Regions from separate parts of the Homo sapiens genome. Here region 1 is linked to region 2. Evidence: read pairs that join two places in POLR2A ChIA-PET (ENCODE). Cell type or tissue: OCI-LY7. All regions are shown on one strand. Links, peaks and the distances in the headings refer to the core of each region. The heading gives the core; the rest is flanking DNA.

The links. Peaks named below come from ENCODE experiments on the same cell type or tissue, not always from the same donor. Only the 100,000 strongest peaks of a DNase experiment are listed, where the experiment ranks them.
Region 1: POLR2A ChIA-PET joins it to region 2 with 10 read pairs; 2 of 35 experiments call an interaction of 5 or more read pairs at or near these places.

The regions. Positions count from the first base shown.
Region 1 is chr9:104,765,537-104,781,043 of GRCh38, forward strand. It overlaps NIPSNAP3B (nipsnap homolog 3B), which reads left to right. Exons shown (of 6, transcript NM_018376.4): 2 at 789-999; 3 at 3,327-3,485; 4 at 5,313-5,462; 5 at 7,286-7,372; 6 at 7,461-12,228. The coding sequence ends at 7,537. It overlaps ABCA1 (ATP binding cassette subfamily A member 1), which reads right to left. Exons shown (of 50, transcript NM_005502.4): 50 at 15,470-15,507. Among named protein-coding and RNA genes, the nearest start is that of NIPSNAP3B, 9.2 kb to the left of the region's middle. RefSeq lists an enhancer at 9,708-9,957. In OCI-LY7, for the core only: no CTCF peak of the experiment used is centred there; DNase peaks (open chromatin) are centred at 7,385 and 10,005; H3K4me3 peaks cover 3,408 bases; H3K27ac peaks cover 5,199 bases.
Region 2 is chr9:105,167,909-105,183,415 of GRCh38, forward strand. No RefSeq gene overlaps it. Among named protein-coding and RNA genes, the nearest start is that of SLC44A1, 69 kb to the right of the region's middle. RefSeq lists an enhancer at 5,340-5,928. In OCI-LY7, for the core only: no CTCF peak of the experiment used is centred there; no DNase peak of the experiment used is centred there.

The DNA of each region.
Region 1 (15,507 bases), core at 5,058-13,057, 400 kb before region 2:
GGCATATGACTATTACAAAGGGTGGTTCTTAAAGGATAGTTCCATAAACTTGGTATAATTGAGTGCACTAAATGTACATACTTCTTGATATTGCATCTGTAATTAGAAACAATGATGGAGACAATTCTCATTTGTTGAGTTTTTTTCCTTTTCAGCCTTTATGCAGTATACACCCATAGTACAATGCAATTGGATAAGTTATAGCTTCCTTTTATATTAGTTACATTCCAGTCCTGTTTTTGACCGGTAGTCTTCATCAGTAGATTCAGGAAATACTTTGACCTGAATAGCCCTTCCTGTTTTTTTAGGAACCTTTTAAAAACAAGAGTTTTTTGTTAGTAAACGTATTTTTGGGCCTGCCAAAAGGCATGTGTACTTAATAAATTTTTTTCAATGTGTGGAACTAATACATATGGTATTGAGTAAGATGGAATATTGGCTAAACAGGGGAAAACCCTTTGTAAATTAAAGAGACTAAGTCTTAAATGTAGTTCTTCGGTAAAGGAGTATCATTATGATCCCACAGCCTTCTTGTGAGCAAATTCTCGTGAAAAAATGGCTAGAGGTAGACCCCTGCTAGGAAACAGTTGCTATATATTCATCAGAATTAAGAGTAGTTATCTTTATTGACATCTCTATGTAAACAAGTGTATATGGAGAATTGACAACAAAAGTAAACAATGGATAATGAGTCTATGTGTGTTCCTTGTACCAGACTCAGATTTGGTTGTAACCAAATCTGTAATTGTACCTTCCCAAGATATTTACATTTGTCTTACCTCCTTCAGGTGTGTTCATCTTTTGCTACGGGCCCTAGACAATACGATGGAACGTTCTATGAATTTCGTACTTATTACCTTAAACCTTCAAATATGAATGCGTTCATGGAAAATCTTAAGAAAAACATTCATCTTCGGACCTCTTACTCTGAATTGGTTGGATTCTGGAGTGTAGAATTTGGAGGCAGAACGAATAAAGTGTTTCATATTTGGAAGTATGGTAAAGAGTCATCCAGTTTTAGTATTCAGTATAGATTTTCATTCTGTTAAATGTAACATAAGACTTAGTTCTTGGATCTATATTACCATAGATACATACAGGTTAAGTAAGACTTTTTAAAAGCAATACCAAAAAAATAAATTTAGCAGATCTTCTTCCCAGTGGTACACCTCTAACCACCCCTTGCTTGAACTCTTATGTTATCATAAATGAGAAAACATGCAGTCTCATATATCAAACCATAAAATTGTGAATTAGACTTTAATCCTCAGAAAAATGTTAGAATCGTTTGCTATAAAGATAGCTCATGAAAAATTTAAAGCAGTAATTGTAAATGTTCAAGTGGGTTAAGATCACCGTTGGGCCTGCCAAAAGACATGTATATTTAATAAAAATGTTTTAAATGTGTAACTAATGTATATGGTATTGACGAAGATGGAATACTGGCTAAATAAGGGAGAAAGCTTTGTAAATTTATGAGACTCCTAATTGCAGTTCTTGGGTAAAGGAGTGTCATTAGGATAAGATAATTTTTTTTTTCTTATTATTGTTACAGCTAGGGCTGGATATCAGCATTTTTGCAGAAATAATTCACCCATTTGGGAGCTTTATAAAAATGGAGGTTTTTAAAGGATGATAGTTAACTTTTAAGCGTCACCCAACTCTGAGATTTAATAATTCTGTTATGTTTAGAGACCACTTCTTTTTTCATTTCTGTACCCCAGAGTTTCAAGGAATTCTTTCATACTACCCTAGGGAGGTAAGGAAAAGGAATGAGAGACAGTCCTTCCCATATTGAAGCTGACCTACCCCTGGTTTAGTAGAGGAAAGAGAACAAGTAACAAGAATCCCCAGAATGTTTGTTACTTCCATGTCTGTTCTTAACAGTCCACATCAGGACTTGAGGATACCTAAAGAACTTTTAATAATTTCATTTACTGTTTAGTGATCAGTGTCCAAAGTTAATAGTCATAAAGTAATTTAATATGAAAAGTGTTCATTCTATGCTTGACGTAACTCTTTAGTTTTTCCCTGTTATAATAAAACAGACCCTATTAAAACATAATTTATGCTTTAGATAAACCACAAGTTGAAACATGTCCCATTGAAAAAACTGCTAATAAAGTGTTTATAATTCATTTATATGCTTTAGATAAACCACATATATAATCCACTTATGTGCGTTAGGTGAGCCACAAGTTTAATTGTGTCCCATTAAACTGCTCGTAAAGTCTTTACAATTCACTTGTAAGATAGGTGTTATTCCTTATCCTCAGCATAAATCATATAATTCATTTACTATTAGTCTTAGGAGGCCCTAAAAGTAAATATACTATAGTTGTCCCTCTGTATTTGCAGGAGGTTGCAGGAGGTTGGTACCAGGAACCCCTGTAGATACCAGATTCAGCTCAAGTCCATTATATGAAACAGCATACTGTTTCCATCAAACCCACACACATCCTTCCATATACTTTAAAGCATCTCTAGATTATTTTTAATCCCTAATACAATATAGATACTATGTAAGTAGTTGTTATACTATATTATTTCACTTGTATTTTTAAAAAATATTTTTAATCTGCAGTTGGTTGAATCCACAGATGCAGAACCTGTGGAGAGGGAGGGCTGACTATACTAGGCCCATATCTTGGTAAATGTATATACCTGTTTGGGTAACTTAGAAAGAAGAGAAATAAGTTGTAGAGAAAAAGAATTACTGACAAGAAATAAAAGAATCAGCACTATTTCATTGGGAGCTGTTGTTCAAAAAAGAGGCTTAAAAAGTGCATCTTAATTTCATTTATGTTAACTTTGATTCAAAGTGTACCTTGACCTAATCACCCACCACCAAGGAAAAATAGTCTTTCTCTATAAATCAAATGCTTCCATTGATAAGAATCGTTAACATATACTGAGTACTAACTAAGGTGCCAAACACCATTCTAAGCTCTTTTCATGTACTAATTCATTTAATCCTCACAACAACACTGGAGGTAGATGTTATACTATTTTCTTCACAGAATAAGAAACTGAGGCACAGAAAGATTGAATAACGAACCTAATTCACACAACTTCCTAAGAAAGTCTTAGAGCCTATAAAGCCCATTCTATGTCAATTAAGTTAGTTTTTTACATTTCAACTCCCCTTTTAGACCATGAGTAACTTGAGAGCAGTTGTCACATATATTTATGTTGGCATCTCCAGCGACATAATAACATGGGGTTCCCATATGGCCTTGCACGTTTGCTGAACTGAGTAAAATTCAAGTAAAAATATGGGCGATTTTAAATAAAAAAACATTTTCTTAACTATTTTCCTCCCATAGATAATTTTGCTCATCGAGCTGAAGTTCGGAAAGCCTTAGCCAACTGTAAGGAATGGCAAGAACAATCTATCATTCCAAATTTGGCTCGCATTGATAAACAAGAGACGGAAATTACTTACCTGATACCATGGTCCAAATTAGAAAAGCCTCCAAAAGAAGGTGAGTTCTTCCCTCTTAGACTATGAGTTTTAATGAGTAAAATACTAAAGACCTAAAGTTATAAAGAGTAAAGTTCTATAGGAAAAAAATATATAATTCTTTGTTTTATATAATAATATATGATGAGTCTGGAGATAAAAATGAATTAGAGACTGGGCGCGGTGGCTCACGCCTATAATCTCAGCACTTTGGAAGGCCGAGGCGGGCGAATCACTTGAGGTCAAGAATTCAAGATCCGCCTGGTCAACGTAGTGAAGCCCCATCTCTACCAAAAATACAAAAATTAGCTGGGTGTGGTGGTGCATGCCTGTAGTCCCAGCTACTAGGGAGGCTGAGGCAGGGGAATGGCGTGAACCCAGAAGGCGGAGCTTCCAGTGAGCCGAGATCTCGCCACTGCACTCCAGCCTGGGCGACAGAGCGAGACTCCGTCTCAAAAAAAAAAAAAAAAAAGAGAATTAGAGTTCTAGAGCTCTTTGCTTATCCTTAAAACATTGAGCTTATCCTTAAACATTGCTTATCCTTAAAACAAAAAATGAAGTATTTTTCCATATTGAAATCTAACGGATGCCTAACAAAAGTTGACATGGTCAATACAGGTGAAAAAGTGGGGCTTGGGAGCTAGGAAAACAGGTGTAGGTAGATGAGTCGTAGTTCATGAAATTTTGTCACAGTTTTAAAATGTATAAACTTTTAAATATAAAAGTATTTTTTCCACAAAGTCAGCTAATCTTAAATCATTAAGTACATCTTTGCTTGTAAACTGACTGTTTTGGGGGAATGAATTAACTTACACTGCTAAGCTACATTATTGTAGTTTAACTTTTGTGTCTTCCTCTTTCTTGTTTCTCAGTTTGAAAAGATTTGTCTTCTTCCTGATTTCACTTCTTGCTCACTAAAGGAAATAATTACCTCTATCTAATTTTAAACAGAGGTCAGATTCGAAAAGCATAAACTAATTTAAATTTCATTTTATGTCTCCCATAAACTCAACTTTGTATTTTATTTTAGATTATAAGAGATTTGAAAAGTCTTGTTTGGATTCTAATGTACTTAAAACTCCCCTTAACTTTCAGCACTAAGTAAAACAGTTGACTTCTCAGTGTCAAGTCTTATTAATAGTTCCCTTCCTCTATGTTGTTCATAATTCTTTAGTAACTTTGTATTTCTTTCCTTTTTCTTGTCCAATCTACCTTGTCCTCTAGTTTCTTTCTCTCCACCCATCTTATACTTCTGGCCAGAAGGTAGAATGGTTTTTAAGCATTTACCTGGATATTTAGGAAGAATAAAACCATCTCCTTGAGGGTTTTCTTTTTTTCCTTAAAGGCTCAGACATGACTTTGGGTCAACTAGAAATAGAATCCTACCGGAGAAAATTATACAAAGGAAAAAGTTATTTCCTCTCAAAATTGAAAAGGAGAAGGAAATGTAGGATATCAGAAAGTACTTCTCTTATGCATTTCTTTTTTAAAAAGTGTAGACAGGCAGCTTGAAAATTCTGCTTCATTATACATTCTCAGTATCTGTTTTCCTGACAAATTTTATAGATTAAAAATATTTCAGAGTGTAGTTTATATATAGCTTCCAGTCCTTTTTCTTTATTTTCTTTATGATTAATTTTAACAACTGACCCTTAAACATGGACAAAGACTTTCTAAACATAAAAGCAAAGAAAAATAATGCAGAGAATCAATAAATGTGACTGCATATGTATGTATACATGGATTATCCTCTAACTTCATTGGTTAGCCTTCTAATGAAATCAGGAAAACCTGGTTAGAAATTGTTTGAATGTCTTCTGTGAAATAATTATTTTTCTCCCTATTCTAGGAGTCTATGAACTAGCTGTTTTTCAGATGAAACCTGGTGGGCCAGCTCTGTGGGGTGATGCATTTGAAAGAGCAATTAATGCCCATGTCAATTTAGGCTACACAAAAGTAGTTGGTGTTTTCCACACAGAATATGGAGAACTCAACAGAGGTACAGTTGTCCATTTGTTCTATGAAGTTGCCATGTGTATTAGATCAGTTCGTCTCTCTTTTTCATTTTGGTACCTGTTTTAATTTTTATCTCCAAATTTTTAGAGTTTGTTGTTTATAGGATTGAAAAAATCTATAAGCATCTTATTTTACATCTTATTTTTTTAGAATGTTAATACTTTATGGAGCCTTTTTCAAATGCTGAACTGGTGTTTGTTTTTTAACTTTTATTTTAGGTTCACGGGGTACATGTGAAGATTTGTTACTTAGGTAAACCCATGTCATGGGGGTTTGTTGTACAGATTATTTAATCACTCAGGTATTAAGCCCAGTACCCAATTGTTATCTTTTCTAATCCTCTCCCTCCTCCCATCTTCCATTCTCAAGTAGACCCCAGTGTCTGTTGTTTCCTTCTTTGTGTTCATAAATTCTCATCATTTAGCTCCCGTTTATAAGTGAGAACATGTGGTATCTGGTTTTCTTTTCCTCTGTTGGTTTGCTGAGGATAATAGCCTCTAGCTACATCCATGTTCCCACAAAAGTTATAATCTGGTTCTTTTTTATGGCTGCATGGTATTCCATGGTGTGTATGTACCACATTTTCTTTATCCAATCTGTTGTTGGTGGGCATATAGGTTTTCATGAAAAGATTCCAAGTTTTTGCTATTGTGAATAGTGCTGCAGTGAACATTCACGTGCACATGTCTTTATGGTAAAATGATTTATATTTCTCTGGGTATATATCCAGTAATGGGATTGTTGGGTCGAATGGCAGTTCTGCTTTTAGCTCTTTGAGGAATCACCATACTGCTTTCCATAATGGTTGAACTAATTTACACTCCCACCAACAGGGTGTAAGTGTTCCCTTTTTTTCACAACCTCACCAGCATCTGTTATTTTTTGACTTTTTAGTAACAGGCATTCTGACTGGTGTGAGATGGTATCTAATTGTGGTTTATATTTGCATTCTCTAATGATCAGTGATATTGAGCATTTTCTCATAAGTTTGTTGGTCTCATATATGTCTTCTTTAGAAAAGTGACTATTCATGCCCTTTACCTACTTTTTAATGGGATTCTTTTTTTCTCTTATAAACTTGTTTAAGTTCCTTATAGAGGCTGGATATTAGGCCTTTGTCAGATGCGTAGTTTGCAAAAATTTTCTCCCATTCTGGAGGTTGTCTGTTTACTCTGTTGACAGTTTTTTTTTTGTTTTTTTTTTTGCTGTGCAGAAGCTCTTAAGTGTAATTAGATACCATTTGTCAATTTTTGTTTTTATCATGATTGTTTTTGGTGTCTTTGTCATTCAAAATTAATATCATTGACATAGAAAATTCTCACATTGTTGCAGCATTTTAAAAAATCTGTTACTAAGTATAATATACACTAAGACCCTAATTTGGTTTACTAATTTTTTTTAAAGGAAACACACCATATGTTGATAAAGGTTTATCTAGGCAGTTAAGATTATACTAACTTTTATTTTTTCTTTGTATCACCTAAATTTTCTACAGTAAACAATTTTTTATAATCTGCTTTTTTTAAAAAATAAAACATAGTAGGAAGTCATTAAACTCGGGTCTAGTCTTAATTGTGCCTTAAGCTGTGTTTCTTTGCATTCTCTCTTCAGCCTTATGTTTCCAGTTTAACTTATAAATTTATCTTCCAAATTTCTGATCCCTCTGAAATCTTATAACTAACATATTTAGTTTTACCTTTTGATTTTGATTTAAAGAATAAGACAACATTTCTGATTCACTTTTTCAATATTTCTTATTTGCTATTGCCATATATTTCAGAAACTACTTGTGGTTTATTTCTGCAGTTCATGTTCTTTGGTGGAATGAGAGTGCAGATAGTCGTGCAGCTGGGAGACATAAGTCCCATGAGGATCCCAGAGTTGTGGCGGCTGGTAAGCTGTTTCACTAAGCACGAATTATTTTTAGAACAAATGTGATTCAACCAATAACTGTATGCCTTCTTATGAAATGTTTTTCCAGTTCGGGAAAGTGTCAACTACCTAGTTTCTCAGCAGAATATGCTTCTGATTCCTGCATCATTTTCACCATTGAAATAGTTTTCTACTGAAATACAAAACATTTCATTAACTGCTCTAAGATGTGTCTGCTAATGGTGCTTAAATTCTCCCAAGAGGTTCTCGCTTTTATTTGAAGGAGGTGGTAAGTTAATTAGTTAATTTGCTGTGCTTCTTGCATTTTTGAAAGTTACATATTCTCCACTGCTTTAAGAAATAATTCAGTTCACTTTCACCTTGGCATTTCAGTATCTGTTACACATTAGAAGTAGTTGTCACTATTTCATCATCTTGGTTTTTCATTTGTTTTAGAATACCTCTTCTGTATTTTGATAACTCATTGCTTTATAGCATTTTCTTTTACTCAAATAAGGATTTTACATTTCCTTGCCTGACAGTATTTTTGAATTATTTATATAAAATATCTATCTTTTCATCATGTCTATAGTTCCTGAGATTTTAAAAAAATTTGCTTAGTAAAGGTTATTTTGTGATATAAAATGGGATTTATAAAAATATTAGATTGTTTATTTCTTTACTGTGGAAAAGTACAATGTCATCTGTATTAATTATTGCTTTTACATTCATTGATTATTAGTCATTCTAACTTGGAAAATAATGCAATTGGGTCACAGTGTTAAAAATCTAGAAAAGACTTGTTGGTTTATATGCTGAAATTGTTCATTTATAATTAATTTTACTAATTTCTACTTAGTTTGGATCACTAACAGAGATCTTGGGACATTTATTTGTTTTAAAGAAATATTTATGGTTATGGAAACGCTTGCCCTAATAAAAATCCTGCATATTCATTGTTTTTTTAAATTCACATTTTATACTTATATGATCTCTAAAGCTCTTGCTATGTTGCTATAAGACAGTAATATAGTGATAATTTACCAACTTTATTGAAAATGTTGTTACATCAATAAAATAGCATGCTGGGAACCTGAGAAGGAAGGTTTCTTTAGTACTGCCACAGATGTCCTGGAGTTTTCCTTGAAACATCTTTCATTTCCATTTTACTTGATGCCTCTACCTACTAAAACTAGATTTGGTACTTCCGATAGTGTATATTTACAGCTATATTATATTTACATTTTTACAGACTATCTTCTGATAATCTGTATTTACAGCTATGTTATTTTATATTTTTAAAATCTTACAGCTATAAAATAGTAAATTGTGAATTAGCTGTCCAAGGGCAATTTGGAAAACAAACTGTACAGTTTCCTCTCATTTATCAGGCTCTAAGCGATCTGCAGTTTATCTGGGCTATTATGCAATGTGAGATATTATTTATGAGAGGCAGGCAGTGGCAGCTTAAACAGACATACCTCCTCAGCATTCTTTTCCATGCAGAGTTCAAAGAGGCCTAAGACATCTCACATTTATGTGAAATAGTTGAGGCACAAGTATGTGGTTAACTACACATAAATTACCAATAAAATTAAAAGTTAACTAAAATACTACAGAAGACATTTAATATTTTGCTTCAGACTGTTATAGTACCTTAGGGTTATGAACATCAATTACCTTTGAGCCTTACTATATTTAAAGGGAAGGGGAAGCTGACATTTTTATCTTTTTTAATGGGTACACTCTACGTTACCTTAAAGGCTTCCCCGGTTTAAGCAAAAATAGAATTATGTGGTTTAAATCATATACCTTATTCTTCATACTTAGCTCCAAGTAGATTATGACTTTTCCTAAAACTTAACATGACAGAGATTTGCCTTCCAGGGGGTCTAATTTGAAGAGGAAAGTAATTTAAATGTATAGGTTTATATAATAGCATTGTATTTTTCTCTATTTTATTCATTCTTTCATTCTCTTCGATGACTCCCAGCACCTGCGCGTCCATCTTCATTCTTAGCCAATGACCTTTCCTTTTACTTAACAGAGAAAATAACAATCAGAAGAGTCTTCATAAGTTCCCACCCCGTCTGCCCGCTTTCTACAGCCAACCCCACATGCCCTGCCTTCTCTCCTTTCACTGTGGATGAACCGCCCGTGCCCCAAGCAAAGACAAACCCTCCACTTGAACACTCACTTGCTGAAGGATGTGGCTTAGGCAGTTTTCCTGTCTCCTGAAGCCACAGTATTCCCCTTCAACTGGATTCTTCTCCTCAGCATATAAATATACTTTTTTTTCCTATCTTTAAAAAAAAAAAAGAGTAAAATCACCCCATTTTTTTCCTTTACAATATGACTCAAAAGAGTAGTTCATACTTCCTGCCTCCATTTTCTTCCCTCACATTATCTCTTAAACATTCTCTGATCACGCCAGCCAAATTGCTCTTGTCAACTCATTTCCCAGTTCTCATTTCACTTGACTTGTTAGCAGTTGACCTCTCCTTTCTTCTGGGAAGTTTCTTCGTTTCTCCGAAACACTCACTGCACAAGCCTTCATATCTCCTAGTCTCCATCTTGTCTCTTTGACCTCTGATGTAAGGACTGAGTCCTTGGACCACTTCTCTTTTCTATTTATACTTACTCCCTGCGTCATCACCCCCAGTCTTGTGGCTTCAAATGCTATCTGTGTGTGGATAGCTCCTCCAGTCCACACCTCTTTTCTGAATCTTTTTTCAAATTCACACATGTGAATTTGAATTCCAGGCTCATCACATCCAGGTGTGTTCCCCACACCTCCACCTGAATGTCTATTAGAAATCTCACACCCCTCTTGTCCAAAACTGAGCTCTTGATCTTTAACCAGAAACTTTATCTCAGCTATTGGCAACTCCAGGTTTCTGTTTTGCTCAGGCCACAGACTTCAGAGTCATTCTCACACTGCCTTTTCTCTCATACACCATTATGTACCTGTCAGCAGGTCCCAAATATCTAGAATTTGATTGCTTCACATCCCTATAGCAACTCTCCTGGTTCAAGCCCATCATCATCTGGATTTTTGGGAAGTGGTCTTAACTGGTGTGCTGCCCTTCCCCTCTGCTCTCAACCCTATTTTCAACATAGCAGTCAGAATAATCTAAAATATAAACCAGATCATATCACTCCTCTGCTCAACACCCCCTCCCAATACCTTCATGTCATCCTCAGAGTTATTGTCCAAGCCTCTAACTGTGGTCTACAAGTCTTTACATGATCTGTCCTGTTACATTTTCCACTCTCGCTCCAGACCTGACCTAAGAGGCTTTTCTCTGAACTTGCTAAACATGCTCTTACCTGAGGGTCCATTCCCACTGCCTCTGCCTGGAATGCTCTTCCCCAGACATGCATCTGCGTGGATCATTTCCATGCCTCCTCAGGTCTTTGCCCTCATGAAGCCTTCCCTGACAACCCTATTTAAGATTGTAATCCCCTCCCACAGTGGCCCCTATCTGCTAGAGACTGAATGTTTTTGTCCCCCCAAAATTCCTATGTTGAAGCCTTAATCTCAACATAGGAGGTTTGGCCTTTGTGAGTTAGTTTTAGATGAGGTCATGTGGGTAATAGAATTAGTGCATTTATAAGGGCGTGAAGAGCCCTCACTGTGAGGAAACCAGAATGTAAGCCTTCACCAGAACTTCTTCATGCTGGCACCCTGGTCTTAGACTTCCCAGCCACTAGATCTGTGAGAAAGAAATGTTTGTTGTTTAAGCCACCCTGTCTATGGTACTCTTGTTACAGCAACCTGAACTAAGACACTATCCCTCTCCCCTGCTTTCTTTTTCTGTTATCACCATAATTAATGTTTTACTTATATATGATTTGTTAATGTATGTCTCTTCCCACTAGAAACCGAATTCTATGACAGCAAGGGTTTTTGTTTTCATTATTGTCATATTACCTGTGCCTGGCATGTGATAAGCCCTAAGTACTTGTTGACTGAATTAACATATGAGATCTGTGAGTCTGAAAAAAGAAGTACATCATTCCTTCACATGTCATTTTGAGCCACTGTTAACAGATTACATAACTGTTATTGGAAGTGCCTCACTACTCCATTTGGAAAGTATTCCTGGAATACACGATGAATGACTCAGTAGAAGTTCTGGCTATGGGGGAGTGCCATCAATAAATAAAAATAATACCATTGTCTGTTGGTTATAAGTTGCTGTCACAGACTATGAAGGTATTTGAATTGTATTTTCAGGAAGAGAAACAGATATGCAACCAATCTGATTTGGTTCCACACCCTGCCACAGAAGTCCCAAAGGAGAAGCAAATGCCACTTGTAGACTCAAACTCTGGACTTCATTCTCAGCACCATCTCTTAACCTACTGAGTAAATCCTATGAACCTGACTAGGGTGGCAACTGAAGTTGTAGTACTTTCTGTCTTCAAAGGAGGGTGAACCTGGAGTATGTTGGAAGAAGTGTTAGGTTCATTAGAGACACCTCTTTCATAACTGCTGTCACCTAGAATGTCTATTCTCTAAGCACCTTCTTGAAAGAAGCACATTCCCCCAGGAGGAGGAAATGGTTTGTTTTCTTTAGTGACAGTTGGCCCAGGATCCTAAGGTAAAGGAGTATGGGCACTAGACAAAATGAGTTTTATAATAGTCGATTGGAAGGAATGGAAGTTTTTGAATCACAGGCTTCTGCCTTGAAAGGGCAAGTCCGTGGTGGTCATGAACCACCCAGAGTGTGTACAAGGCTCCTGCCAGAAGAAATGCCTGTAGGATTAAAAGCAAAACAGCAGAATCAAAAAGGAAGGGCACGATGATGCCCAGGTGCAGCCTATATTATTAACAGACAAGGAAAGAATCCAAATAAAAGTTCTGTAAACCAGCTGTTGTCCTGTTTTCTGTTTCCCTTCAAAGCAAAAATATAGATTTGCATATATTTGCAGTCTCCCCTTCCTTGCCTCTCAGTCTTCCCTGAAAATCTATTCCAGTTAGGTCTGCATCCTTGTCATGCTGAAATGACTCTTAGGAAGGTCACCAAGGACCTCTGTCTTAACAAATTCAATAGCCATTCCTGCCTTTACTCATTTACATTCCTTACTCATCTTCTCAGCAATGTTGGACATAATTGACAACTTCTGCCTTCCTGAAACAATAATTCTCTGAGCTTCAACATATGGCATTATACTCTTCAGATTTTACTCTCTCTCACTGGCCAGTCCCTCTCAATTTCCCTGGCTAGCTTCTCTTCTAAATGTTATAGGATCTCAGGCTCAAGAATGTTCCCTATCTTCATTCTCTCTAGGTAATCTCATTCAGTCCCGAGGCTTAAATATATACGTACCAATAACTTGCACACTTTTTTTTTTAGATGGAGTTTCGCTCTTGTTGCCCAGGCTGGAGTGCAATGGTGCGATCTCAGCTCACTGAAACCTCCGCCTCCCAGGTGCAAGCGATTCTCTTGTCTCAGCCTCCCAAGTAGCTTGGATTACAGGCATGCACCACCATGCCCAGCTAATTTTTTTGTATTTATTAGAGATGGGGTTTCACCATGTTAGGCTGGTCGCAAACGCCTGACCTCAAGTGATCCACCCGTCTCGGCCTCCCAAAGTGCTGTGATTATAGGCGTGCACCACCACGCCCAGCCAACTTGCACACATTTATCTTATTTTCCATCATTGCCCCTGAGCTTCAGACTGAAATACCCACTGCATTTTTAACACAACCATCTACCTAGTTCAGGTCACAAACTAGAAGTCACCTTGCTAGCTCTCTTTCCCTCAGCCCTTACATGCAGTCTGTCAGCAAGTCCTGCTGGATCTATCTCCAAAGTGGATACTGAACATTACCATAGCTCCCTATCTGTTGCTACCATCTTAGTTCAATCCACCATTATCTATTAGTCTTCCTACTGTCCTTTCTTCCCATAGTAGCCAGTGTTCTTTCTGAAACAGTAGGTCACACCACTACTGTTTAAAACTCTCCAGTGGCTCCTTGTTGCACTAACAATAAAATCCAAATACCTTAAAAAGGCTGGCGAGATCCTGTGAGATGTGGTCCCTGCTATCTCTCCAGTTCCACCCCCTGCCACTCTTGTCCTTGCTAACTCAGTACAAGAGACATTAGTACAGATAGCTCTTTTACCACCTCAGCTTGCCAAGCTTTTTCCCACTGGGGCTTTTGCAACACTTATTCTTTCTTCCGGGAATATCCTTCGCACCCACCTTGAAAGGCTGCTCCTGCTCTTTTTATTCGATTCTGAGCATGTCACTCCTCAGAAAAGGCCATCTCTGACTTCTCTCCATTGTTATCCAATTACCATGTCTTATTTTCTTCTTAGCACCCATTGCTGTCAAAATACATTAGATGTGTTTGTCCACACATCATCTTTCACCACTGAAATATAAATTCATTAGAGCAGGAATTCTATTTTCTTCTACATTGTACCCCCTAGTACCTAGAGAAGTATCTGGCATACAGTAAAGTTCAATAAATATTTGTTAAATTAATGTATATTGATGCTGATGTGATTTTACAAGGTCAATTTTAACTGATACCTAACTTCAACAAAAAGAACCCTCTGCCACTTGACTGAACCTGTACCTTTGGACGAGTTTCTTATCCACTGAGCTGTAATTTACTCATATGTAAAATGGTACTTTTTACCTCATAGGGCAGGTGTTGAGAATTAAATGAAGTGCATGACAACACAGTAAACACTTGAAAACTGAAGCTAAGTGGGTTTTTTTTTTTTTTTTACTTAATGTAAACATTACCATTACAAAGTGCCAAGTTTTTTGAATCTGGAAAAGTTCTTTTGGGCTTTTCTACAGATAGAAGAATGTTTTAGTCAAGGCTCATGGGTAGGGCCAGGCAAGGTGGCTCATGCCTGTAATCCCAGCACTTTGGGAGCCCAAGGCAGAAGGATCACCTTAGGTCAGGAGTTTGAGACCAGCCTGGCCAACGTATAGTGAAACCCCATCTCTACTAAAAATACAAAAATTAGCTGGTTGTGGTGGCGCATGCCTGTAGTACCAGCTACTTGGGAAGCTGAGGAGAATCGCTTGAACCCGGGAGGCGGAGGTTGCAGTGAGCCAAGATCATGCCGCTGCACTCCAGCCTGGACGACAGAGCGAGATTCTGTTTCTCAAAAACAAAAACAAAAAGCAAAAACAAAACCTCATGGGTAACATATTTTCATCTAAATTACCTGCCTTTTTATTTTTCAATAAAGTTTTTTCCTCTCCCTCGTCATTGTTCACGAAGAAACAGTGTTCTATGATTTCATTAAAGTCACTATAACATGAACTTCAAGATAGGAGGATGAAGTTGTGATGCTGATGCTCAGGGGGCATCTTGGCTCACTTGAAGCCAAGATTTTTCTGCACACAAAGTTCAGATCTGTGCCACAGGAAAAGGACTGCTCACGACACTGTCACAGCCATTCCTGAGGTCACAAATAGAGACAGCCTCTTGTACTTCCTCAAAAGGACTGTTTGACAGGGATTCTTCAAGTAGCAAAATAAGCAGACATCTCTTTCTGAAACTGATTCTTAATGAGCTATGAAAAATACATTTACATTTATCAGCACTGCTCATATGTTGTCTGCACAGCACTTATTACAGGAAAAAAGGAAGGAATCACCGATATTAGTATCATTTCTGTTTCCATATCTACTTCGCCTTCCTGCTCACCATTGCCACCACCCCCAGCACCTTCCCAGTATAACTGCTACATTGTGTCCTTATATTTTTGGTTGAATAAACAAAAGGACACTGAAGGCTGCCTTTGTAGCTTCCCCTATACCAAGTGAACATTTATTAAATAAGCTCAGCTACAGAGCATTTTCAGAAATCTCAGTGCAGCTTCATAATCATTAAGCAGAATATTTATCTAAAAACCTCTAACACTTAATACCAGTTACTCAGTATCTTAACCAACATGAAAATACAAAACAACCTTTTATTTTCAAGTAGTCCCCTCAGTTCTCTTTTATGATTAAGGGAACATTTGAATCTTTTCTAAAGTTTTTCCTTTTGATCCAAATCACTTCCCCTCTACTTTTCTAATGGCTTTATAACCCTTCAACAGTAGGTGGTGCCACAAATGCACAAAAGTAAATTTCTGTAGACCAACAGAACTGTCACAGCTTTATTTTGTGAC
Region 2 (15,507 bases), core at 3,467-11,466:
TGATAGATAGGATGGATGGATGGCTGGATAGATAGATAGATAATTATAAGTAATCGGCTCCCAGAATTTTGGGGGCTGAGAGCCCCAAAATCTGCAGTCCACAAGCTGGAGATGCAGATGAGCCGATGGTATAGTCCCAATCCAAGTCCAAAACCCTGAGAACAAGGAGACTCAATGCTTTAAGTATCTGTCTGAGTCTGAAGGCCTGAGAACTAGGAGAGTCAATGGTGTAAATACCAATCCAAAAGCCAGCAGGCTCAAGACCCAGGAAGAGCTGGTTTTTTAATTCAAGCCTGAAGACAGGAAAAGACTTATGTTCCAGCTCAAACAGTCAGGTAGGAGGAGCTCCCACTTCTTCAGACCTTTTGTCCTATTCAGGTCTTCAATTGATTAGGTGAGGCCCAGCAAATTAGGGATGGCAATCTGCTTTTTTTTTTTTTAGAGATCAGATCTCACTCTGTTACCCAGGCTAGAGTGCAAGTGGCATGATCATAGTTCACTGCAGCCTTGAACTCCCGGGCTCAAGTGATTCTCCCACCTTAGCCTCCTGAGTAGCTGGGGCTACAGGCACATGCCACCAAGCCCAAATAATTTTATTATTTTTTTAGAGACAGGATCTCACTATGTTGCCTAGGCTAGCCTTGAACTCCTGGCCCCAAGCAATCCTCCTGCTTCAGTTTCCCGAGTAGCTGGGATTAAGTCAAATGTTAATCTCATCCAAAAACACTCTCACAGACATGCCCAAAATAATGTTTGACCAAACACCTGGCTATCCTATGACCCAGTCAAGCTGACATGTAATTAATCATTACACTATTCTATACTCTGTGTGTATATGTGTGTGTGTGAGAGATGAAGACTAAATGTAATTTTAATGTATTCCAATTATACCTAATAGTTGAGCAGTGCTCTACAGTTTATAAAACATTTACATATACATTACCTCATTCAGTCTTCACAGCAGTCAGTATTATGAGTATGGAAAATGAGGCTCAAAGGGGTGGCATAACTTGTTCAAAGTCACACAGCTAATAAGAAGTAGAGTTGATACTTGATCCACGTGATCTGACTCAGATCCAATTCTGTCTGCATCATACCATAGCTGCTTTACTATTGCTATGTATTTGTTAAGCATTTTGACCTCCTTAAAGAAGAAAAGGCTGTTGCAAATGAAGTCTGCGGCAGCAGCTGTATCCCCAGCTGTCTGAAATGCCTCCACCAGGTTTGGCAACAGCTGTCTTAGCTTGACATCTCACTGGGCTTCTGTCAGAGCCCCACCTTAGGGAATGACAAGTTTAATAAAGAAAAATCCAACCTTCCCCCTGAACTCCTAGTTTTGCAGATGCAACTGACATCCGACAGGCTTGGAGGCCCTCACTGCAGGGAATGGTGTGACCCCAGCCTCCCAGCTCATAGATTATATGTTTGGCAGCTTTCTCTGCAATTGGTTGGCAACATTTGTGCCTTCTCCAGATCCTACTCCCTAGTCTCAATACTAATTTAGATGCAGTTCAAACAAACACTGAGTATTTCATATGTGCCAGGCACTGGGGATATATAAAAAGATGAGTAACACATCATTTCTGCCTCAGGGACACCCAAAGTCCTACAGAAGAGTTAGAAACTTTATATTGCCAGTATGTCTGTGGAGACAATACCATTACCATGGCAAATGGGCCCCTTTTGAACAGAGAAATTCTAAGGAGATTGCTCAAAAAGTTAAATACGGACTGGGTGCGGTGGCTCATGCCTGTAATCCCAGCACTTTGTGAGGCCAAGGTGGGCGGATCACGAGGTCAGGAGTTCAAGACCAGTCTGACCAACAGGGCGAAATCCCATCTCTACCAAAAATACAAAAAAATAGCTGGTCATGGTGCCGCGTGCCTGTGATCCCAACTACTTGGGAGGCTGAGGCACAAGAATCATTTGAACCCAAGAGGCGGAGGTTGCACTGAGCTAAGACCACACCACTGCACTCCAGCCTGGACTACAGAGTGAGACTCTGTCGCCAAAAAAAAAAAAAAAAAAAAGTTAAATACCATGTTGACAATTTCCTCTGGGAGGAACAAATTCAAATGCCATCAAGAATCTCAGAAGGGCAAGAGCTGTGGAAGGGGCACTTCGAAATCTCAAACAATAAACACCTTTGTTCATGGGTACATAGGTGTTTGTTATTTGAGAACTAGAACCTCATTTTTTATCCTACAAAACAAGACAGTGGTCAGCATGTCAAAGGCCACATGAAAGCATGATATGTTAGGGGACAAAAAAGCAAAGCCACATTATTTGGAGGACAGGGTACACAGAGGACAATGTCAGGAGGTGAGATTAGAAAAAAGGGTGGTGAAAGGGCTGGGTACAGTGGCTCATGCCTGTAATCCCAGCACTTTGGGAGGCCAAGGTGGGCGGATCACAAGGTCAGGAGTTCAAGACCAGCCTGGCCAATATGGTGAAACCTCATCTCTACTAAAAATAGAAAAAAAAAAAGCTGGGCGTGTTGGCACATGCCTGTAATCCCAGCTACTTGAGAGGCTGAGGCAGGAGAATTGCTTGAACCCGGGAGGTGGAGGTTGCAGTGAGCCAAGATCGCGCCACTGCACTCTAGCCTAGGTGACAGAGCGAGACTCCGTCTCAAAAAGAAAAAAAAAAAGGAAAGAAAGAAAAAGGAAAAAAAGGTGTGAAGAGGTTTCAATGTCATGCCAAAATGTTTAGAATATATCCTGAATGGAACCATAGAAGATTTATAAGTTGGAGCTGGGGTTAACATGTTTTGATAATGTGATTTAGAAAAGTGATGCTACTACTTAGCAGAGGAAACAGCCATTAGAGAATAGTCAGAGGGAATATTAAAATGTCCCAAGTGAGAGACGATGAGGGTCTTAATCAAGGGGGTGGAAATGGAAACAGGGGAAGGATTGGAAAGACCATTCAGAAGTGGAATAGTCAGCTCTGGGTAAGGAGAGGTGTACAATATCTAGTTATGTGGCAGGGTACTAGAGAAGGTATGAAAGAATCCAGAAAAAGAAGTGGAGAGGGAGAAGGTTCGAGAAGAAGTTGTGAAGTTTGGCTGGGGCTGGACATGCTCAGTGTGAAGGGTTTACAGACCTCCAAGTGAAGATCCTTAGTGGACAGACAGAAAGGATAGCCCAGGAAAATGGAGTGGGCTTACAGATTAAGCCATAGGAGTGAATGAGACCACTCAGGAAGGCAGCATAGAGAGAAAGAAGATGGTGAAGAACAAGGCCAACCCTCAGGAACACTGACATTTAAGAGCCAGACCAGGAGTCAAAAACTGGAAATGGAGAGCAGTCACAAGAGATAAAAGAACTAGGAGACAGCAATGGCAGATTGGCAAGAGTGAGCAATAGCAGCAAATGCTGCCAAGAGATTACAGAAGATTAGAAGTACGATGGAATCTCTAGATTCCTCTGGAATTTGAAAGGTCATTAGATTTAGAGAGAAAAAAAAAAACAGTAGGGGAATAGATCAAATAAGAGTGGCAAAATGTCCATCATTGTTGAAGCTGGATCACAGGTACATAGGTGTTTGTTATAATGCTGTCTCTACTTGTGCATATGTTTGAAATTTTTTCCAAATAACAAGTTGAAATTCTAAAAACTAACACATAAAAAAGATAAAATAAGATCTCATGACCAGCTTCTAAGATAAGGGTTTCAGTTTAAATAGCAAATGGGAAACAAATGGGGGTAGGGGCAGTTGGTCTCAAGTGTAGTATTTTGAACTTTTGCTGACAATGTGACATGGCTGTGGGGCTGGACTGGGCCCAGTGCTTGTATCATTCATTCAGTGTCAGTACAGGAAACAGCTGACACTCAAATTAGGATGGTTCCCTGAGGGCTTAGTAAAGGAAGTATTTATGGAGTAGAAGCAGAGTGTAGAGAAAGCACAAGGAGTCCTGCAGGGATGCCTGTGCTGGTAGCAGCGGATGTCACCAGCTTTCTCTCATGCTCTTGGTGGAATGCAGCCATGCGCATGTATTTCTCATGGGCATACAGGTTGAATGGCGGTCAGCTGGGGGCTCTGTTTCAAGCTGGTGTCTCCACCTGGGCTTGGCTCCTCTTTGTCGATCAAGCTCTGGGCTACTCCACATGTGTTCATTCTGGGCCCCAGACTAAAGAGGCAGCAGTTGCCCAGGGGAAGCTCTTCCTGTGAAGATGACAGGCACAAAAACAAAACAAAACAAAACAACCCCCATGCAATGGCTTTCCTCTTAATGCTAAGGCTTTTCCTAAAGGCTTAGGCTTGAAACTGGCGCAGATGGTTGGGTGTACCCACATCTCATGGGCCAAAGCTAGTCATAAAACCAAGCCCAAACGCAAGGGGCAATATATCCCTCCTTTTTGGCGGGGAGTAACTACAAAGTCACATTCAGGCAAAGAGCATGGAAACCAGGAGGGGTGAAGAATTAAGTCCAATAATTCATCTGCAGCACACTCTGAAAGCAAGGGAGGGAAGCCCGTAATAGAATCCAGAAAGTCATGAGAAGACCCCTTGAGAGAAGGCCTGACCTTCCATCTGGAAGAATGTGAAGAAATCCCACAGGGAGGATGCTAGGGGAATACATGTCCTGACTCCCTCAGGTCTTCTCTCCGGCTGCTCACTCCCCAAACCCAGCCAGAAGCCAAAAAGCAAAGAAGCCCTTTGATCCTTAAAGGTCAGGCTCCCGGGACAGGTAGCAGCCTGGAGAACAGCAAGAGTGAGTCTGTAGAGCCAAAAAGAGGATACAGGCCCACGCACACAGTTCATAGTAAGCAGATGAGCTGGGACATGAATTCTGGCAGTTTGCTCAGAATCCACGCTCTTGATGACTATAACGTAACATCCTCCTTTCTAATCCCTGCTTGGGGGTCCCACTTCAATTTTTTTTTCTTTTTCTTTTTTTGTTTTTTTGAGACAGAGTCTTACTCTGATGCCCAGGCTGGAGCTCAATCTTGGCTCATGGCAACCTCCACCTCCCAGGTTCAAGCAATTCTCATGCCTCAGCCTCCTGAATAGCTGGGACTACAGGCAAGCGCCACCACACCTGGCTAATTTTTATATTTTTAGTAGAGGTGGGGTTTCGCCATGTTTTGGCCAGGCTGTTCTTGAACTCCTGGCCTCAAGTGATCTGCTTGCCTCGGCTTCCCAAAGTGCTGGGATTACAGGCGTCAGCCACTGCGCCCGGCCCCACTTAAATTTTTTGTGGCCTAATAAAGCAGGTGAGCCCTGATTTTAGGCTCTGGACATACAAAACTTAGAATTTAGTTTCAGGGGCTCATTCTCTCCACCCCATAGAAAGTATTCTTTGCTTATAAAAGAACTTACTGCTACTAGAGCAGGACCAAGTGAGGGTGGTGTACAGGCTAATAGCAGAGACTCAGTGTGTGAACAAAACCCTCACCTCCCTCCAGGTCCAGCCCAGGAAAATGGGGAACCTGTGGGATCAGAAGTTGCAGATGATCCTACAGGTGGCCTGGACCGCTACCTGGGCTTCTGATCCAGGGGGAAGGGCAGTGCACCAAGAGAGAGGCTTTTCCGCCCACAAGAGACACAGCTGGAGGTGGAAACAGGCAATTAAGACTGATTGTCTGACTCAGCAATCAAATTAGGCTGTGACAGCTATTGATAGTCAAGAGGAGGCAGGTTGCCTGTGGGAGTTGAGAACAGGCAATCAGTGCAGATTGACGCTTGAGAGGATCTGGGAGCAGATTGTGTCCGAGGGCTCTGGGGAGCCACCTCCCAAAAGGGAACACTTTGCTGAGACCCACCAACACTCTCCTGGTAGGCTATAAGGAAGCTCTCAATGTTTGTGCTGATTGTGTTTCTTGGAGACAAATTAATGGCAAATGAAGCCAAAGTAATAATAATTAGCAGCATTTTTTTTAAAGCAGTAAGTTGTTCTTTTATGAGCAAAAAATCCTTTCTTTGCTTATAAGCATGGAAAGGATGAGCCCCTCAAACTAAATTCTAAGTTTTGTATGTCCAGAACCTAAAAGAAGGACTCTCTTTATTAGGCCACAAAAAATTGAAGTAGGACCCCAAGCAGGCAATAGAAAGGAGGATGTTGCATTATAGTTGTCAAGAGCGTGGATTCTGAGCAAACTGCCAGAATTCACATCCCAGCTCAGCTGCTTGCTGTGAACTGTGTGCGTGAGTTCAGGCAAGCTACGTGCCAATGTGTCCTTAGTTTCTGCATTTGTAAAATGGAAGCAATACCATACAGCCTAGAGTTGTGGATTTAATGAGTTAATAGATGTGAGCACTTAGTAGTGTTGTACACATAATGATATTCGAAGGTTAGTTCTTATTATTGGCCCCAGTAAGCAGACTCAGGGACAATCCCCTGTCCCACATTCAGGCAGCATCCCTACCTTCTACCACTGCACCCTGTGTCACAGTTGGGAGCCTGGGAAGAGAGCGGTCCAGCCCTCTACCTGAGCCTAACTTTCAACTTGATCTTACCCCAGCACTGAATACAACTGAGACAGGATTGCTCTCATCACCTAAGGCTAGAATCCGGGGGAAATTTCCTTTCTCAGTGAGTGCCCTGACCATTCCATCCACCATTGACTCAAGTTGATGAGAACAATTAAAGGAAGAGGTGCTAGCTGCAGAAGGAAATCAGTAGTTTAATGAAAGGCAAAACAAGCCTACTAGAAAGACCAGTCCAAACCAAAAGAAGGAATTGACAAAGGCAGCTTAGCTTCTTACCATGGTGCTTCAGGAGTTATTGAGTCCCCCGTCTCCCTGAAGTTTCTGTCCCTGGGTGGTGTCTCTCTCTTCCTTCACTTTTTTTTTGTTTGTTTTTTTGAGCAGATTCTCACTCTGTCGTCCAGGCTGGAATGCAGTGACGCGATCTCAGCTCACTACAACCTCCGCCTCCCAGGTTCAAACGATTCTCCTGCCTCAGCCTCCTGAGTAGCTAGGACTACAGGCCTGCACCACCACGCCTGGCTAATTTTTATACTTTCAGTAGACATGGGGGTTCATCACGTTGGCCAGACTGCTCTCGAACTCCTGAGCTCAAGTGATCCACCCACCTTGGCCTCCCAAAGTACTGGGATTACAGGCGTGAGCCACCGTGCCTGGCCTCTTCCTTTACTTCTTTTCTTTCCCTCTCCCTCTCGCTCTCACTTCTTTCTTTCTCCTTCACTTTCCCTCTATCCTTTCTCCCTCAGCTTCCTCACTCTCTTTTTAAAACCTGCTTTATGACAGTTTTTACATGTGTTTTGCCCTTGGTTGTCTGTGGATCCATAGCTCTCAGTACAAATACAAGGGTTTTTTTTTTTTTTGCCTTTCAGTTAGGACAGCTGGGATCTATTTCACTAGCTCCATCACTAATCCCCTGTATAATGGTCAGCAATAATAACAGCAAACACATGTTACAGTCAATGCACATCACTGTGGCCAGGTGCGGTGGCTCACTCCTGTAGTCTCAGTGGGTGGATCACCTGAGGTCAGGAGTTCAAGACCAGCCTGGCCAACATGGCAAAAGCCCATCTCTACTAAAAATACAACAATTAGCTGGGTGTAGTGGCATGCACCTGTAATCCCAGCTACTCGGGAGGCTGAGGCAGGAGATTCACTTGATCCTGGGAGGCGGAGTTTCCAGTGAGCCGATATTACTCCATTGCACTCCAGCCTGGGCAACAAGACTCTGTCTCAGAAAAAAAAAATGTGCATCACTGCATCACTCGCCCTTCTAAGTTCTTTATGTGTAATAATAACTCAGTTGTCAGGACATCCCACAAGGGGGTCTTTTATTATCATTATCATCACCTGTAGTAAACCAGATGACTATTCACCAAATACTTTGGGTTCCCTTCTTCAGAATTCTTGCTGGTAGGAGGTTTAAACCATCTCCACCCTGTCGAACAGAGGAGTGACCCCATGACTTTCTTTGGCCAATAAAAGTCATAAAGGGTGATGTGACACTTCCAAACAAGAAGGATTAAAAATCAGTGAGTGCTTGGCCGTGTTCTCCTTTCCTATGCCACGATGACTGGCAGTGTCCCAGCTAGTGGTGGCTCTGTCTGAGGATGAAGAATGCTTGGAATGGGCTGGATGCGGTGGCTCACACCTGTAATCCCAGCAATTTGGAAGGCTGAGGCAGGCAGATCACCTGAGGTCAGGAGTTCAAGACCAGCCTGGTCAACATGGTGAAACCCCATCTCTACTAAAAATACAAAAATTAGCTAGGCTTGGTGGCAGGTGCCTGTAATCCCAGCTACTTGAGAGGCTGAGGCAGGAGAATCGCTTGAACCTGGGAGGCAGAGGTTGCAGTGAGCCGAGACCATGCCATTGCACTCCAGCCTAGGCAACAAGAGCGAAACTCCATTTCAAAAAAAAAAAAAAAAGAAAGCTTGGTATGGAGCCATGGCCAACTCATGAAGCACAGAAAGTATGAACAAGAGATAAATGTTTGTTATCTGTCTTGGAGATTTCTGGAATTGTCTGTTACCACAGCATAACCTAGCCTATCCTGACTGATAAATCCTCATTTTCAGGTAAGGAAACTGAAACACATTTAGAGCATGTCTTGCAGTCTGGCTCCAAAGTCTGAGCTCCTAAATACTACTCTATTTTACTTCTATGAGCCTCAATTTCTGGTTTATGAAGCGAGGTGATCTGTATCCTAGTTGAGAGTGACAAATGTTGTTTCTTTCAGTCTTGTCTATTTGATTCTCACTCAGTCCATTTCCTGCTTCTTTTTTTTTTTTTTTTTTTTTTTTTTGAGTTTTAAACATTGCCAGCATGTTTCTTTTACCGCTGATGGCTGTAAAGGGAACTAGATGGCAACATTTGTTTAGGACCAGGGACTCCTACTACCATTGTTGCCAGCTCAGGACACCTTAGGAAAGAATTCCTAAACCTCCTCTTCTCCCCACCAGGTCTCCTAACTTTGGCATTCTTGGAAGGATGATAATAATTGCTTTCATTTATTAAGTAGCTGCTATGCTGCAACAACTACACGAACATTGTTTCTAATTCTTAAAGCCACACTATAAAGTAGGTATTATTCTCATTCTTTTTGATGAGGAAACTGAGGCCCAATAACACTAAATAACATGTCTAAGGGCTGGCCGCGGTGGCTCATGCCTGTAATCCCAGCACTTTGGGAGGCCAAGGTGGGTGGATCACCTGAGATCAGGAATTCAATGCCAGCCTGACCAATGTGGTGAAACCCTATCTCTACCAAAAATACAAAAATTAGCCAGGTGTGGTTGTGGGTGCCGGTAATCCCAGCTACTTGGGAGGCTGAGGCAAGAGAATCGCTTGAACCCAGGAGGCAGAGGTTGCAGTGAGCTGAGAGCATGCCATTTCACTCCAACCTGGGCCACAAGAGCAAAACTCCATCTCAAAAATAAATAAATAATAAAATAACATGTCTAAGGTCAAATACCTAGTACATTTAGACTCCTGATTCCCTTTCAGAGCCATCTGACACATAAGTTCTTTCCACCAGGCTGCTTGTCGTAGAAACCATCACTCCAGGTGATCTTCTGGTACATTCCCTTTTATTATTTGTGACCTCAGAGGTATCCGAGTCTTTCAGTATATTCTATGTTAAATAATATTTAAAATGCCCCAGGAGACACAAAGAAGAGTCTTCTGAAGAAGGAAGTAGAGGGACGGTTAGCTGAATCTAGGCAAATTCCTAAGAAAGTCTTAATGTAGCAACAACAAAAAACAGAGAGGCTTAAGAAATAAAGTGAAATAGACTAAGCAGTTTGATGTAGGTATTTAAATAAGGCTGAGCACAGTGCTGAGGAGTCTGATTTGAAGCTTTCTGAGCTCTCAACCAGAAATTAATGAAGCAAACCTCCAAGGGACACATCCCAATTAGACCTATTTTCCAGATGATCGACTAGGACCCCAAAGTCTGATTCCTGTCCCTGGTACTCATCTTGGAACAAAATTATCCCTGTTGAGAAGCTATGCACCAAATACCGCTTGCACAAATAACTGCCTGATTTTTACAACAGGTCTGTGTCTTAGGACTTCTTGGCTGCCACCTTAGGATAATGAGCTCATTGGTCATTGCTGTGTTTCAATAAATATTTTTTTCCTGATAATGAGCCAATTTATAATTTAAAGCCAGACATTGTCAGGCCTGGGATCTTTTATAAAAAATGTATCATCATAATTGTTGTTATTTGGTATTGCCATCTGGGTCTCATTTCACAAAATAAAAGGCTTTCTTGTGCTTCTGGAAGCCACTTCTTCCGGGATAGTGTGTCCTCAAAACACCCCCTCACAGCATGGCCTTACGAATAGCGAGTTGTTCATGCAGCCTCCTCCAAACACTTTCTCCTTCGTGATCCCATTTTTAACAAAACCCCCAAATGATAATACCCCCTTATTCAGGCAGCTGCCATTTATAGAGTGCCTGCAATATGCCGGGCCTAATGCCAGATGCTGTGGAGAATGCAAAGCCGTAGAAGACACAGCCTGGCCCTCAACACTCAGTCTGAAAGGCATTAAATAAAAATTCGTACAATTGCGCGATGTTAAAATTTGGAAGCCACGTTAGGATATTTTGCTTTATTGAGGAAAATTAAGGTTCTATCACTCCATCAAGCCTCATTTTACCCCACCATCAAGGAACAGGATGTTGATATAAATCAATCAAATTTAGTATTTCTTGGCCGTGGCTCAAGCCTGTAATCCCAGCACCTTGGGAGGCCAAGGCAGGTGGATTACCTGAGGTCAGAAGTTTGAGACCAACCTGACCAACATGGTGAAACCCCACTTCTACTAAAAATATAAAAAAATTAGCCAGGTGTGGTGGTGGGCACCTGTAATCCCAGCTACTTGGGAGACTGAAGCAGGAGAATTGCTTGAACTCAGGAGGCGGAAGTTGCAGTGAGCCAAGATCGCACCACTGTACCCCAGCCTGGGTGACAGAGCGAGACTCCATCTCAATCAATCAATCAATCCATTGATCAGATTTAGTATTTCTTGGACCACTCTGCCAGGAAGTGGTGCTTTGGGTGTGAGAAGAAAAGAAGCTAAAGTTCTATAGCCCTCTGAAAGTTCTCTGTGGCCCCTCTCAGATACCTCTTTTGCTGTTATCTCTTCACAGTCTTCTCTTTCTTCTTAGACTAGGGAGAGAGAGGCATGGAGCTACCTCCCCACTGGGAATGATCTTCTGTTTCCTTCAGTGGAAACAAAGTGAAGCCTGGGGAGAAGCCACCAGGTCGACATAGGCTGGCAAAATGCTCTCTTGCAATTTCATAGGAGGTGACATTGGGGTATGACATGGTAAGAAAAATACCCAAAACATTAGTTCAAGAGAGTACAACCTGTCCTTTATTTATTTATTTATTTAGAGACAGGGTCTCCCTCTATCCTTCAGGCTGAAGTGAGGTGGTGAGATCATAACTCACTGAATCTTTGTCCTCCTGGGCTCAAGTGATCCTCCCACCTCAACTTCCCAAAGTCCTGGGATTACAGGCATAAGCCACCACACCAGGCCTCTTTTTTATTTGTTTTTTAAGGCAGGGTCTCGTTCTGTCACTCAGGCTAGAGTACAGCGGCACAATCAGCTCACTGCAGCCTCAAACTCCTTCACTCAAGGGATCCTCCTGCCTCAGCCCCCAGAGTAGCTGGGATTACAGGCTGGAGCCACAGCACCTCGCCCTCAAGCTGTCCTTTCGTGACCCACTGAACCATTCATTGTTGAAAAGGCTCATCCAAGAATTATGTAACATGCAATGAGACAGTATCCTCTATGACTTTGCTATTTACTATTAATTAAGGTTGAGAATCATCAGTGATGTTGCATGTTAATTTGTAGATTTTTGATTAGCAGAGAAGCAAATGATTTCTGAAAAGTAGAAACTCCCAAAGGTTGTAGTGTATTGCCCTATAGGATATTAACAATGTATCTAGCCCAGTGACCTTACTCTGATGTTCTTTTTTAAAATTGCCTTCAAATAGCCCATTCCTCAAATAGGCTTGTCAACTTGCTGTGCCATGATGCCCAAATATTTGGGCAAATATTATTCTGGATGTTTCCATGAGGGTGTTCTTAGGTGAGATGAATATTTAAATCGGTGAACTTTGAGCAAAGCAGATTACTTTCCATAACGTGGGTGGGCCTCATCCAGTCAGTTAAAGGTCTGAATAAAACAAAAGACTGACGTCTCCCGAACAAGAGGGAATTCTATCAGTAGATGGTCTTCAGACTTAATCTGCAACATCGGCTCTTCCCTGAGTCTCCAGCCTGGCAATTTATCCTACAGGTTTTGGACTTGCCAACCTCCATAATTGCATGGGCCGATTTCTTAAAATAAATCTCTCTATCTCTTTCTCTGTTTACATCCTAGTGGTTCTGTCTGTCTAGAAAACCCTGACTAGTACACTATCTTACTGGTTCCTTCACTAATTAATGAGTTAAATAACACCTTTAATACATGTTTATTCTGTTGTTTTATACAAGTCATATTTTTATTTCACTTTTGAAATTTATAATTTAACAGAGGGTAGAGGCTGATCTAGTGATAATAGAGGATTCCTTTGTGCTGGCCTTGTCCTCTGGCAGTTATCTCCCCTGGGAACCTCAAGGAGGGGAGGCTGAGGCACAAAAGGATGCTGGTGCATGCAATCTTAGATCTTAGCCAAATACTACTTCCTGACATCTCACTGAGAGCACAAGCCACATATTGTAAGAAGCAGAACTTTGAAATAAAATTATATACAACAAAATAAATAAAGTAGTATTGGACTTTCATCCAAAATATAGAATAAATATCCATACATTAGGCTGGGTGCGGTGGATCACGCCTATAATCCCAGCACTTTGGGACACCGAGGTGGGTGGATCACCTGAGGTCAGGAGTTCGAGACCAGCCTGACCAACATGGTGAAACCCTGTCTCTATAAAAATACAAAAATTAGCCAGGCACGGTGGTGCATGCCTGTGATCCCAGCTACTTGGGAGGCTGAGGCACGAGAATGACTTAAACCTGGGAAATGGACGTTGAAGTGAGCCAAGATCGCGCCACTGCACTCCAGCTTGGGCAATAGAGTGAGACTCTGTCTCAATAAATAAATAAATACATATCCATATGTTCATACTGATAGAAATAAATGATTGAAAAATAAATGGGAGAAGGTTCAAATCTGTGCAGAAGTCCCAATAATTTATGTAGATACTCCACCCTTAAGGAAGTGGAGCATAACTCCCAATTCTTTCAGCACAGACTTTACATAGTAACTTTCTGCCGACAAGTAGAGTATGAAAACAGGGAAGATAAAGAGGAAGTTGACGGTAGGCAAACCTGACAAGCACTAACTCAGCCAGGCAATCAAGGTTAACATCAACAGTGACAGTATGTACCCTTGACATGATATAATGAAAATGGCATTTTTAACTCTGGTTTTCCTCTCAAAAACACATAGCCCCAGTTTACTCATGAAAAAAACATTAGGCAAATGCCAGCAGAGGGACATTCTACAAAATACCTGACCAATACTCCTCGAGATATTCAAGGTCATCAAAAGTAAGGAAAGTCCTCTCCAGAGGAACGCAGGGAGACACTCTGACTAAATGTAATACAGTATCCTGGATAAGATCCTAGAATAGAAAAAAAAGGACATTAGGAAAAAACAGAGGAAATTTGAATGAAGTATGGATTTTTGCCAACAATAATTTATCACTATGGGTTTATTAATTGTGACAAATACACCACACTAATGGCAGATGTTAATAAAGGAGAAACTAGATGAGGGGTATATGGGAACTCTCTGTACTATCTTCATATTTTTTTTTAAACAAGCAGTCAAATGAAACTGAAGAGGAAATATATTCTATTTTGCCTGGAAAAATATCTCCTTCGCACCTTCTTGAAACACTTGTTAGCAGTGCCAGGTACAGGGCCCACCCAGAACAAAGCTGAATAAATGTAATTTCAACACAGTTTCTAAAATACAGCTCTTAGTGCCCTCCCAGTTTCTGAGGTTCTTGGCCTACTAAGAACCAGGGGTGGCGTGCAAAGATGTAGCTGGTCTTGCCTGTGCTTGCAGAGCAGAGTAAAGCCTAAGTGAGGTATATATGGGATCCGTCCTCACTTAGAATATACCTGAGGGAGACTTTGAGGGGTGATCTGCCAAGGATACTGAGCCAAGCTTCTTCCCAGGAGCTCCTGTTTGAATGAAATGTTAAATAGCACAGACAGGGCCCAGAGTTAGTGGGGTGTAGCTTGCTGGGCAGAACTGGGTTACTCCCTGGCGTGCCTCCCTGATCCATGGATGAGGCAGTGGGAGGATGTCCCTCCTAAGCAGTCCCTTTTTATTAAAAAGAAAAAAAAACTTTTAGGTTTAGGCGTACGCATGAAGGTTGGTTACATAGGTGAACTCATGTCATGGAGGTTTGTTGTACACACTATTGCATCACCCGGGTATTAAGCCCAGTACCCAGTAGTTATCTTTTCTGCTCCTCTCCCTTCTCCCACCATCCACCCTCAAGTAGAGCCCAGTGTCTGTTGTTCCCTTCTTTGTGTTCATAAGTTCTCATCATTTAACTCCCACTTATAAGTGAGAACATGAAGCATTGCTTTTCTGTTTCTGTGTTAGCTTGCTGAGGGTAATAGCCTCCAGCTCCATCCATGTTCCCATAAAAGATAGGATCTCATCCCTTTTTATGGCTGCATAGTAGTCCATGGTGTATATGTATCACGTTTTCTTTATTCAATCTGTCATTGATGAGCATTTAGTTGATTCCATGTCTTTGCTATTGTGAATAGTGCTGCAATGAACATTCAGGTGTATGTGTCTTTATGGTAGAATGATTTATGTTTCTCTGGGTGTATACCTGATACATGCCTGGTAGGTGGAGGTTGCAGTGAGCCAAGATCGTGCCACTGCACTCCAGCCTGGGCAACAGAGCAAGACTCTGTCTATAAATAAATAAATATCCATACATTCATACTGATAGATATTCCAAATAATGGAGTTATCCATTATTTGGAATTATCCATTATTTGGAATTTCTATCAGTATGAATGTATGGATATTTATTTATTTATTTATAATGGGATTGCTGGATTGAACAATAGTTCTGCTTTTAGCTCTTTGAGAAATTGCCATACTGCTTTCCACAATGGTTGAACTAATTTACACTCTCACCAACAGTGTATAAGTGTTCCCTTTTCTCTGCAACCTCTCCCCATCTGTTGTTTTTTGACTTTTTAATGATAGCCATTCTGACTAGAGTGAGATGGTATCTCATGGTGGTTTTGGTTTGCATTTCTCTAATGATCTATGATATTGAGCTTTTTTTCATATGCTTGTTTGCCACATTTACGTCTTCTTTTGAAAAGTGTTTGTTCATGTCCTTTGCCCACTTTTTAACGGGTTTGTTTGTTTTTCTCTCGTAAGTTTAAGTTCCTTATAGATGTGGATGTTAGACCTTTCTCAAATGCATAGTTTGCAAATATTTTCTCCCATTCTGTAGGTTGTCTGTTTACTGTGTTAATACTTTCTTTTGCTGTACAGAAGCTC